Regions from separate parts of the Mus musculus genome. Here region 1 is linked to region 2. A link is a loop called in an ENCODE intact Hi-C map of the cell type or tissue named here. Cell type or tissue: heart. All regions are shown on one strand.

The links. A loop is a pair of places that touch in the nucleus more often than their neighbours do. Peaks named below come from ENCODE experiments on the same cell type or tissue, not always from the same donor. Only the 100,000 strongest peaks of a DNase experiment are listed, where the experiment ranks them.
Region 1: a loop joins it to region 2, with 4 times the contacts of the local background. A loop is called at or near these places in 1 of 42 quality-filtered maps.

What each region holds. Positions count from the first base shown.
Region 1 is chr6:86,436,759-86,441,758 of GRCm38, reverse strand. C87436 (expressed sequence C87436) reads right to left here and starts at 3,085. Exons shown (of 10, transcript NM_001364557.1): 1 at 2,912-3,085. In heart, CTCF peaks have their summits at 2,917 and 3,943; DNase peaks (open chromatin) are centred at 3,138 and 3,388; H3K4me3 peaks cover 2,604 bases; H3K27ac peaks cover 2,147 bases.
Region 2 is chr6:86,361,603-86,366,602 of GRCm38, reverse strand. It overlaps Fam136a (family with sequence similarity 136, member A), which reads right to left and starts at 957. Exons shown (of 3, transcript NM_025591.3): 1 at 784-957. The coding sequence starts at 870. In heart, CTCF peaks have their summits at 1,146 (motif pointing left) and 1,993 (motif pointing right); DNase peaks (open chromatin) are centred at 1,022 and 2,042; H3K4me3 peaks cover 2,374 bases; H3K27ac peaks cover 2,434 bases.

The DNA of each region.
Region 1 (5,000 bases), 75 kb before region 2:
AAGTTCCAGATGGTTGTGAGTCACTGTGTGGGTCCTGGGAAATGTACCCTGGTCCTCCTCGAGAACAAAATGCTCTTTACACTGAGCTATCTTTCTTGCTTTCCACCTCAGTTTTTGAGACAGGGTCTTTCACTGATTTGTCTTGAGTGGTTGGAAAGCAAAGCCTAGGGCCCCTTAAGCGCTTGGATTACAGGGTTCGTCTCTGTGCCTGGCTGTGTATATGGCTTCTGAGGATCAGAACTTAGGCCCTCGTGCTTGTAAGGCTGGAACTTTACTTAAGAACCATCTTCTCTGCCTCTTAATGCTTTTTCACTAAGTGGTGGAAAAGGCAATTTGCTTGTAATTCTTGAAAAAATATTTAGATGTAAGTTAGAATGTATAATACACAACGGAGAAACAAATTTCCAAATACACATATACATGAATATTTGTACTAGCTTATAAATAAAACACATAGTATTTTGGTTTTGTTTCTGGAACAAAGTCTCACCAAGGAATCCTGACTGGCCTGAAATTCACTATGTAGACCAGACTGGCCTATGTAGATTAGACTGGCATCTAAAGAGATGCCTCCTGAGTGCTGGGATTAGCTTAATTATTAAAGATAAAAGCCTCTACACCCAGTTCCTTAAAATGTTTCCTAAGATTTATTTTTAGTTGTGTATCTGCCTGTATATGCACACGTGAATGCAAATGCCTGTGGAGGCCAGAGAGGGTGTAAGATCCTTCAAAGCTGGAGTCACAGGCAGTTGAAAAGCTGCCTGATAATGACATCCCAGAGTGCTGGGAACGGAACTCTGAAGAGAAGCAAGCACTTTTAACTGTTGGGCCACTTCTCTAATCCCTGTAAAGTCTTTTTTTTTTTTTTTTTAAATTCAGTATTTCAATGTATAGGTAAGTCATGTCTTGTTTGTCCACTTATCAGCCACAGAATATTAGTTTAGTCCCAAGTTTCTGGCTACAATACACAGAGCTCAGATCACTGGGACAAGTATTTGTATAGAAAAATGTCTTCCCATAAACTTGCACAGGGTTGAAGGCAGTACAGCCGAGTTCTAACACTGGCTCAGTCTGGAGAAGACCCCTGACTTGATCCCCAGTAAGACCACCCCCCCCCCCATATATATACTGAGACCCATGTACTCTTTCTTTCCTTCTCTCTCTCTCTCTCTCTTTTTGGTTTTTCGAGACAGGGTTTCTCTGTATAGTCCTGGCTGTCCTGGAACTCACTTTGTAGATCAGGCTGGCCTTGAACTCAGAAATCCATCTGCCTCTGCTTCCCGAGTGCTGGGATCAAAGGCGTGCGCCACCACGCTCGGCTACTATTTCTTTTATTTATTCTTAAGATAAGGTTTTACTCTGTGACCTGAAACTTATTATGTACCTGAGGCGGGCCTTAAACTCTAGATAATCCTTTTATCTCAGCCTCCTAAGTGATAGGGCTACATGTATGGACCACAGTGTTGAGCCATATATTTCAATAAATGTAAATATCATAGTAAACATAGCTATTTCCTTTGTACACTTAACATTTTCGGAACCTGAAAAACTGTTTCCAAAGGGGCTGAAACCTATTTCCTGTGTCAGGCTATGTGCATATGAGTACAGGCAGCCATAGCCAACAGGCTGCACTGCATATGTCTGGAACTGTAGTTACAGGTGCTTGTGAGCTACTAGACATGGGTGCCGGGGACTCAACTCAGATCCTCTGCAAGAGCAGTATGTATTCTTAACTACTGGGTGGTCTTTCCAGCTCCCACCTCTTTTTTGAAGATAGGGTCTTACTATGTACACCTGGCTGTACTCAATATGTGGACCAGGCTGGCATCCAAATCACAGATATCCCTCTATGAGATTTTGTACCTGCAGAATAGGAAAAGGACTTCCATTAAAGAACTAAGTACAGTGTGCTGAGTAAGATGCGACTGTAAAGCCATTAAAAACAGTTGAGATCTGTATACCAGTAACAAAGCTTAGTGCTTTGTGTATGCTATGCTTGGTTTTGAAAGGAAAGGAAAGGGGAAAATGGGGCTGCAGAGATGGCTAGTGGTTAAAAGTGTGTATTGCTCTTTTAGAGGGCCCAAGTTTGGTTCCAAGCAGTAACATCAGGGCTCATCTGCCTAAAACTCTTAATTCTGGGAAGTCCAACTCCTTTGACACACTGGATATACACACATGCATACACAAAAATCTTTTTTTAGAAAAGACTTTAAGGACACAGCATAGTTGTCTATTTCCTCAGCAGTAATTTGAGACCCGAGAAATGGAGGTTTAATCTCATTTTTTTTACTATTCGAATTTGAAAACATGTATCACTACGAATTATTACAGAGTTTTTTTCTTATTTTCCTTTTTTGGGGTGTGGTGGGGCGGGAGGTAGGGGGCAGGATTTCTTTGTATCGCTCTGGCTGTCCTGGGATGGACCGGGGAAGCCTCGAACTCAGAGACTCGCCAGTCTCTGCCTGTAGAGTTCTGGTATTAAAGGAGCTCGTCACCATACCCAGTTTGTTCTTTTCTTTTTGAGACAAGGTCTGTTATGTAGCCTAGCTGTCCTGGAATTTGAGATCTTCTTGCCTTCGCCTCCCGAGTGCTGGGATGACAGGCTGCGCCACCACGCCCGGCTTGCAGACTCTGTCTTAAAAAAGGATACACAAGGAACGCGACTTGTGAAGGAGCTCCGCTGGAAACCTGAAGGGTCTCCCGATGATTGTCTCTTCTCAGCAAGAGGGTGAGCAGCGCCTGGCGCTGGCTGAGGGAACCCGAGGCGCGGTAGGCTGCCCCCTGTCCCATGCGGCCGCTGAGCTGGTCGGTGTGGGGACGCTGTTTTGGGCACGTGAACACCGCCCCAAGTAAGAAAGAAGTATTCGAGTGCATGCATTCACACAAGGGATCCTGTGGAGGCGCTATTTACCCATTTTAGGAATAAAACTGTCTGGTTGGATCGAGACGTCACAGCTCGCAGACCTTTACTGATTGTAGAATCAGCCCGGTCACTGTCAAATAACAGAGTCCGGGCCACAATTCCTCGGTGTTGTTTAGGGGAGCGCGCCTAAGCTCAGCTTCCGGGAACGGCCGGCTGGAAAACGCACTTCCCATGCGACCCGCTTCCCGGCATCCTGCGCAAAACGCCCACTTCCGGCGGCGTCAAACTGAGGGCCCAGCAAAAATGTCAGCAGTCCGACACGCAGTTCCCCGAACACTTTTTCCGCCTCTGTTCCCACCCTAAGCCGTGCTCCGCCGGTGCTTGGCCTCTCCCACTTTGCCCCCTTACCTGCCTCGCAACTCTAGGAATCTCGTTGGTGACGACCCTCGCCGCGTCTCTTCTCCTTTTACAAACGGACTTTTACAAACACGTCCAAACTGTTTGCTTGTAACGACGGTCGTTATTGGTCAGATCAGCCCACGTGCGCCAAGGGCCCGCTCACCTCCGCTGAAGTGGCACCATGGGATTTGTAGTATTTCAGGGGAGTGCTCTCTTTTGGAAAACTACAGAGAAGGCTCAGGGTGCTGACACTTTGTGGCTTTACCTAAACGTACAGAACACACCAGCAAGGGCTTCCCGGTGGTCCCTAGTACATCGAACCTGAACAATTCTGTGCTGAAAACAGTTTTACTGGAATCGGAAGCAGAGCTCGCCTGAGCTTGTATGGTTTTCTCTCGCTTCGCTCTTACACATTATTGAACGACTCCCCCCTTGGAAAGAGCCGAAATAGACTTTATGTATATTTGTTCTTCAGAATCGTAAATCCCCGGCACCAATATTGTGTTTCCTGGAACTCTTTCTGTAGATCAGGCTGGTCTCGAACATAGATCCGCGGGCCTCTTCCCTCCAATGTGTTGGGATTAAAGACATGTGCCACCACCGCACTTCAGAAACACTCGGAAAGCTATGGTGCCTTAGGTGAGGCCGGTGTGTTCCCATAGCTTGGACACCTACTGGTGGTGCGCTGTAGGCACAATTGCTTTGCTCTAGCCAAATTTTACTTTTCTCCGTTACAGTGGCCCTTTTCTGGGATCAGATTTTTCTAATATTGTTTCAGAAACTGAAGGAACTAAAAAAAGAGATGTTTCCTCTCGCCACAATTTTTATTTGCTGTTAAGTTCAAAAGCATTCATATTTATACCTGGATCACATGGCTAGTTAGTTCCTAGCAACTGCCTCAAGTGGTGACCAGAGAGCATCAACCCTCATTTCTTTGCCTGGCATTGGGAAGTGTTTCTCCTTTGTTCTATAGTTCAATGTCAAGCCCTCCAATAGAGAGACATGCAGACAACATCTTTCTGGATGCTGTTTCTCTCCTTTCTCATTAAGTGTGCAGTGGTTCATGAAAGACCTTGTGATCCTCACCTCCCTGTCTTCAGAACCAGCCAACTTGGGTGTCCTCACACCAAGCTCTCCCAGGCTGCAATTTTCAACTGACATTTAAAAAAAAACAAAAAACAAAACAAAACAAAAAAAGCAGATAAAAACAAACAAAACAAAACAAAAAGCCGGGCCGTGGTGGCACACGCCTTTAATCACAGCACTTGGGAGGCAGAGGCAGGCGGATTTCTGAGTTCAAGGCCAGCCTGGTCTACAAAGTGAGTTCCAGGACAGCCAGGACTATACAGAGAAACCCTGTCTCGAATAAAAACAAAAAACAACAACAACAAAAAACAGGATATTAAGTTAAGCCATTCATTGCATTGTATGTCCCAGTGGTATCAGGCAACGCCAGCTGCCCGCTAGTTAGTGGACCTCCTCCTCAAGTGTTTCCTCACAGGCCTGCATATTCCTGTTCCTCTAGGACCTGGCTCCTTCTAAGGATCAGGAGTTCAGCTGTGATTTCAAGTTTGTTTTCCTTACCCTTTTTCCTTCTCTCCCTGCTCTGACTACACATAGTAGTTGCTTTCTGCACACTGGACTTCTTTGACTCCTGTCAACCTACTAGTAGTAGCCAGTGTTTACTTTGTTCCAACCTGTATTAGTTTAATCTTTTGTCATTTCCCTTAAAAATTGA
Region 2 (5,000 bases):
GCGAAGACAGAGCCTGGTGAGACTGGAAAGACTCTGAGGACAGCTCTCGAAGGACAAGGCCTTGGAGGCCATGCTTCTCTACCTGTTTTGTTTTATTTTTCCCGCCGTATCATCAGGACTTCGTAAGACTGGGACGGTTACCAGGCCTAACATTTGTAGGATGGGGATATATGTTCTTGGGAGCGCGCTTGCTAGTTCTAAGAAAGCCTTGCGTTCCATTCCGCACAGCACAAAGCCAGGGTGGTGGCCCATGCCTGTAATCCTCGCACTCCAAAGGTGAAGGCAGGAAGATCGGGGGTTGGAAGTCAACCTGGGTTAAAAGAGACCCTGTGTGCTGCTATGAGCTCACTGATAAGATAATGTACCCAAGACTGAACCGGAAGAAACCACGTTCTGAAAATCAGTTTTTGTATTTCTGTAGCAGAGTTCAGAGGTCGGCCTGGCTAGTCAACGCCCCACAAGGCGATCGAAACAGTAGAGGGTGATTAAGGGGTGAAGTTAAGCGAGGCCAGTAGGGTGAGGGAGACGGGGCCCACGCTCACGGGCGTTCAGGGTTCGTGGCATCTAAATCAGCGCAGGACGGCCCGAAGGGATTTCGGTCTGGTGGTTCTCCTGGGCCGGTCCCTCCGAGCCTCGCGCCAGATCACCTCAGGGGCGGCCGAACGCTCGTCACCGAGGCCAGGTGGGAGGAAACCGCCCCACGCGAGGCCCGGAGCTCGAACGTCACCGCGCCACCCCCGCCCGAGTTTCCAATCCCGTTTGGGCGCCGGACCGCGCCGCTACCTGCATCTTCCGGATGTTCTCTCTCTCCACACTTTTCACCATGGCGTCCACAGCCTCCTGCACTCGGAGTTGCTGCACCTCCGCCATGGCGACCCTGAGCTCAGCCGCGCCGGCGCCCGCGTGTGCACCCGCTGCGCCCCGCCCCCTGCGCCCGTGCGGGCTTCTCAAGCCACTGAGTCCCACCCTCCGGCTTCGCCCCGCCCTCGGCTGCGCCCCGCCCCTAGCTAGTGAGTCCCGCCCCTTTGCGCTGAGCCCGACCCCCCACCGAGTCACCGCACAGTCTTCCGAGTACCTCGCCCTGGCCCCTGGCCATTGCGCCCTTGTCCTCAGTAAGCGTTCCCGTTCCCGCATCCTCATCGCCCCCTGGCGTCTAGGTTAAGCAACTTCAGGCAGGAGACAGCGGGCGCGCCGCTGGTTCTTCCGTGGAGCCAGGCTTTTGGTGGCCAAAGATCTCTTCGTCGTCTGACTTCTTTTCTTCCTCTCTTTCTCTCTCTCCCTCTGTCAATCCCAATTTTAAAAAAGCGAATGTAATTAGCAGCTCTTGTACAGCTCGATCAGATTTTATTATTGCTATCTTTGTCTTGGTTTCTTTTTGTTGCCGAACAGAATTTCATTAAATGTACATACCACAATTTGCTTTGTCAATTCCCCAGCTGGTGAACATTTATGCCGAGTTACTAGTTACTGCGAGTAAAGGGTACGGTATTCTAGATTGTCTCAAGAGTAGTGTGGGGGTATGGAGGGGCTGTAGATAGCGAGACCGTTGAGTAAGGGCGAGCTGTTTCTGAATGGATTGGTTCTGTCAGCCATGTGCTCTCGTGTTCCCATTTCTACTGTCTTATGCAGTCATCTCTGAAACACAAGTGGTCCCTTCTTCCCATGGGCCGATGCAGAGGGGAGCATCATTAGGTTAGGAAGAGGGCTACTAAAGGCTGCGTTAGAAGAGCTTGGGCTATAAGTGGTCCCATAGAGATAAGGGAAAGTTCGAGTGTTTCGGGAAATCTCTCTCGGCGAGCTAGCATTGAATTTTTGTATTGAACTAGAAGGCCCTTGCCTGGCACTCTGGAGAAGGAAAAGAATGACAGGCAGGTACGGGAAGCTTCAGAGGGCAAAACAGAAAAAAAAGGTTGAAGCTTTGTGGAATAGCCTGGAACGAAAAAAAAAAGACTAGCGTGTGAAGAGTGCTTGAGATTTTAGGCACTTGCTGTGATTCGCCACTAGATGGCAGGCTAGCTCTGTTTTGAGGGTAGGAAAAGCCACACAACCCATTGTCCTTTGAGAAAAGCTGTGTTCCTCCATGGCTGGGCTTTCCCTCTCTCAGATACCAGGGTTGGGGATAAAATGTGTCCACTACTTGAAGCCGGACTTACAGGGATCTTCCAGGAGCAGCTGGAGCCAGGGCGATGGCAGTGGTCACCCAACAGACCAGGTGCTTTGCAAGTACTTTGAATGGGGTCTGAAGCGGACCCTTCAGTGTCCATTTTTCTCTCACTGTGCACAAAGTCAAAGCAAAGGGAGGGGAAGACTCTGGAATATTTAAATCCTAGCAGGGCAAGATGGCTGCCTCAGCCGCGAAGACACCAGACTGTGGCAAGACTCTTGAGACTCACTTCATGATTCCAGATTCCATAGAAAATTCTTTCTAATAAAGGCACAGTTTAACACTTCTCACTTTCTCCTTTATTTCTAATGTGTATCATGGTAGTTTCAGCAGCTGCTTCTACAGTAATGCTGTTAGTCACACTGAGATCTGGTGGGAAGCCTTTGGTAAGACAACTTTGTTAGTTTCAGTATGGCAAGACGAGTGGTTCTTTGATGTTTATGGAAAGTGACTCCTGACATGTGAGGAACCTGCCCCTGTAAGACAGTGGTCACTCTTTAAAGACTGGATCTAACGGCTTGAAGACAACAGGCCATGCCTCTCTGCAGCTCTCTGTAGGACCAAGAGTTAAGAAGCTAGCTATCTGTGCCGTGCTCTTAGAGTATTCCCTGATTACAGGTCCTAACCTATACCTGGCTCCTCCGAGCTCTTTGCCATGGACGCTGTGTTGAACCAAATCACAGGTGTGAAATGTTCCTTAAAATTGACATAAAAGTCTCATATGTCCTTCATTCCTGGGATGTCTCTGAAGAGACTCCTTGACCCCACCCATTCCTCTCATGACAGCTGTCCTCTTCTCTCCTCTGATTCTCTTCTAAAATATGTTTATTTTTATTTTATGTGTATGTGTGTGCCTGATTATATGTGTGTGCATCACATGCATGCAGGGGCCCATGGAGGCCAGAAGAGAACGTCAGACCCTCTGGAACTTGAATTACTGGTGTTTGTGAGCTATCATGTGAGTGCTGAGAATTGAACCTGGGTCCTATGCAAGAGTAGATAATGATCTTAACCACTAAGCCATCTCTCCAGCTTCATCTTATTCTCATGATAAAGCGCCTCTCTAATTTTAATTTTTTTATATTTTAGTATTTATTTATTTGCTTGAGACAGGGTTTCACTTTTTACTAGCCCTGGCTGTCCTGGAACTCACTATGTAGACCAAGCTGGCCTCACTCTCACAGAGATCCTTCCCTGCCTCTGCCTCTGCCTCTGCCTCTGCCTCTGCCTCTGCCTCTGCCTCTGCCTCTGCCTCTGCCTCTGCCTCTGCCTCTGCCTCTGCCTCTGCCTCTGCCTCTGCCTCTGCCTCCTGAGTGCTGGGACTGAAGGCATGTGATATCACCCTCCTGGTGCTCTCTGGGTTTTAAAGGGAAGCTTTCTCCTCTTCTTCTTGGGGTGGGTTATGTGGTCTCTACCCCAACCATATATCCAGTGACTGTATAGAAAATGGAAGAGGAGTGAGATTAGAATCAAATATTAAGACTTGAGCAAGACCTAGCTAGGGAAGGGAGGGGGTAATTGTCAACAGAACCTTAAGATAGGTTGAATACTCCAGGGAAAGGGCCTATATAACTTTGCAATCCTAAGAAGGTGACCAGACTTCAGAGGGTAATGATCATATGGTGCACTTTGTGATAGAGGGGCTTAGGCAGACCGAAAGCACTCCAAGACTCAGTGTGAGTGGCAGGAAGCCACACAGCAGCAGGAAGCAGTCAGTGTTTCTGATGCCTCTGTGAGAGGTCTCTGTAGTGCAACCAGTGCTGGAGTAGCTGAAGCAGAAAAGATCATGGTGGAGCAAAGGCCCTGGATTAGTACATAATGGTCAAATAACTGTTTTGTGAAAGAGTTTATTCCAGGTGTGTGTGTGTGTGTGTGTGTGTGTGTGTGTGTGTGTGTGTGAGAGAGAGAGAGAGAGAGAGAGAGAGAGAGAGAGAGAGAGAGGGGGAGAGAGAGAGAGAGCATGCATGCAGATATCTGGATCAAATGCCTTCAGGAGCCCTTGGATGCCAAAAGAGGGTTTGGATCACTTACAACTGGAGTCAGGGGCATTTGTGAGTTACTGTGTGGATTCTGGGAAGTAAACAGTGTCCTCTGCAAGAGTAAACAACCACCCTTTAAAAGTTATCTTTGAAATTAATTTTAAGTTTGTGTGCACGTGTATATGTGTGTGTGCTCCTGTGTGTGGCACCTGCAGAGGCCAGAAGAGGATGCTGGGTCCTCTGAAAGTGGTTGTAAGCTTCCTGGTGTTGGCAATGGGAACTGAAGTCAGTCCTCTGCGAAAGCAGTGTTCTGATCTGCTTAGCCATCTTTCCAGCTCCCGGATTGTGCTTTTTCACTATGTATTATGGCCAGGAGATTAATGAAGTCTGGAGCCGAGGAAACACAGTCTGCAGATTCCATCTTAGGCTGAGCATCAAACTGCTGTCTGTGTTCTCAGCCTCTAAGTATGCAGCCTCCACAGTGATGGTGCAGCCACCCTTCCTCCCTCTGTAAAGTGTGGACGGCATGATTAATTCCTAGGTGTGGCGGCGGCTTTGAGATGGTGTCTGTAAGAAACAAGGTAAACAGTTATTATTGCTGCTGGAAATGTTGTGTTTCTTTCTCTCACTCTCTTATTAGTGTGGCTGTCAGAGCAGACACAGCGATGGCCTGGATAACAGTGCATGGAGCGGGCTGTGACCAGCATGTACGTTCTAGTTTTGTTCCTGGGACAAAATACCTGAAAAGAGGTGAACTGAGGGGCTGGGGAGATGCTGGCTCGGCAGGCGAGAGCACTGGCTACCCTTGCACACGACCAAGGTTTGATTCCCAGCACCTGCACAAACATCTGAAACTC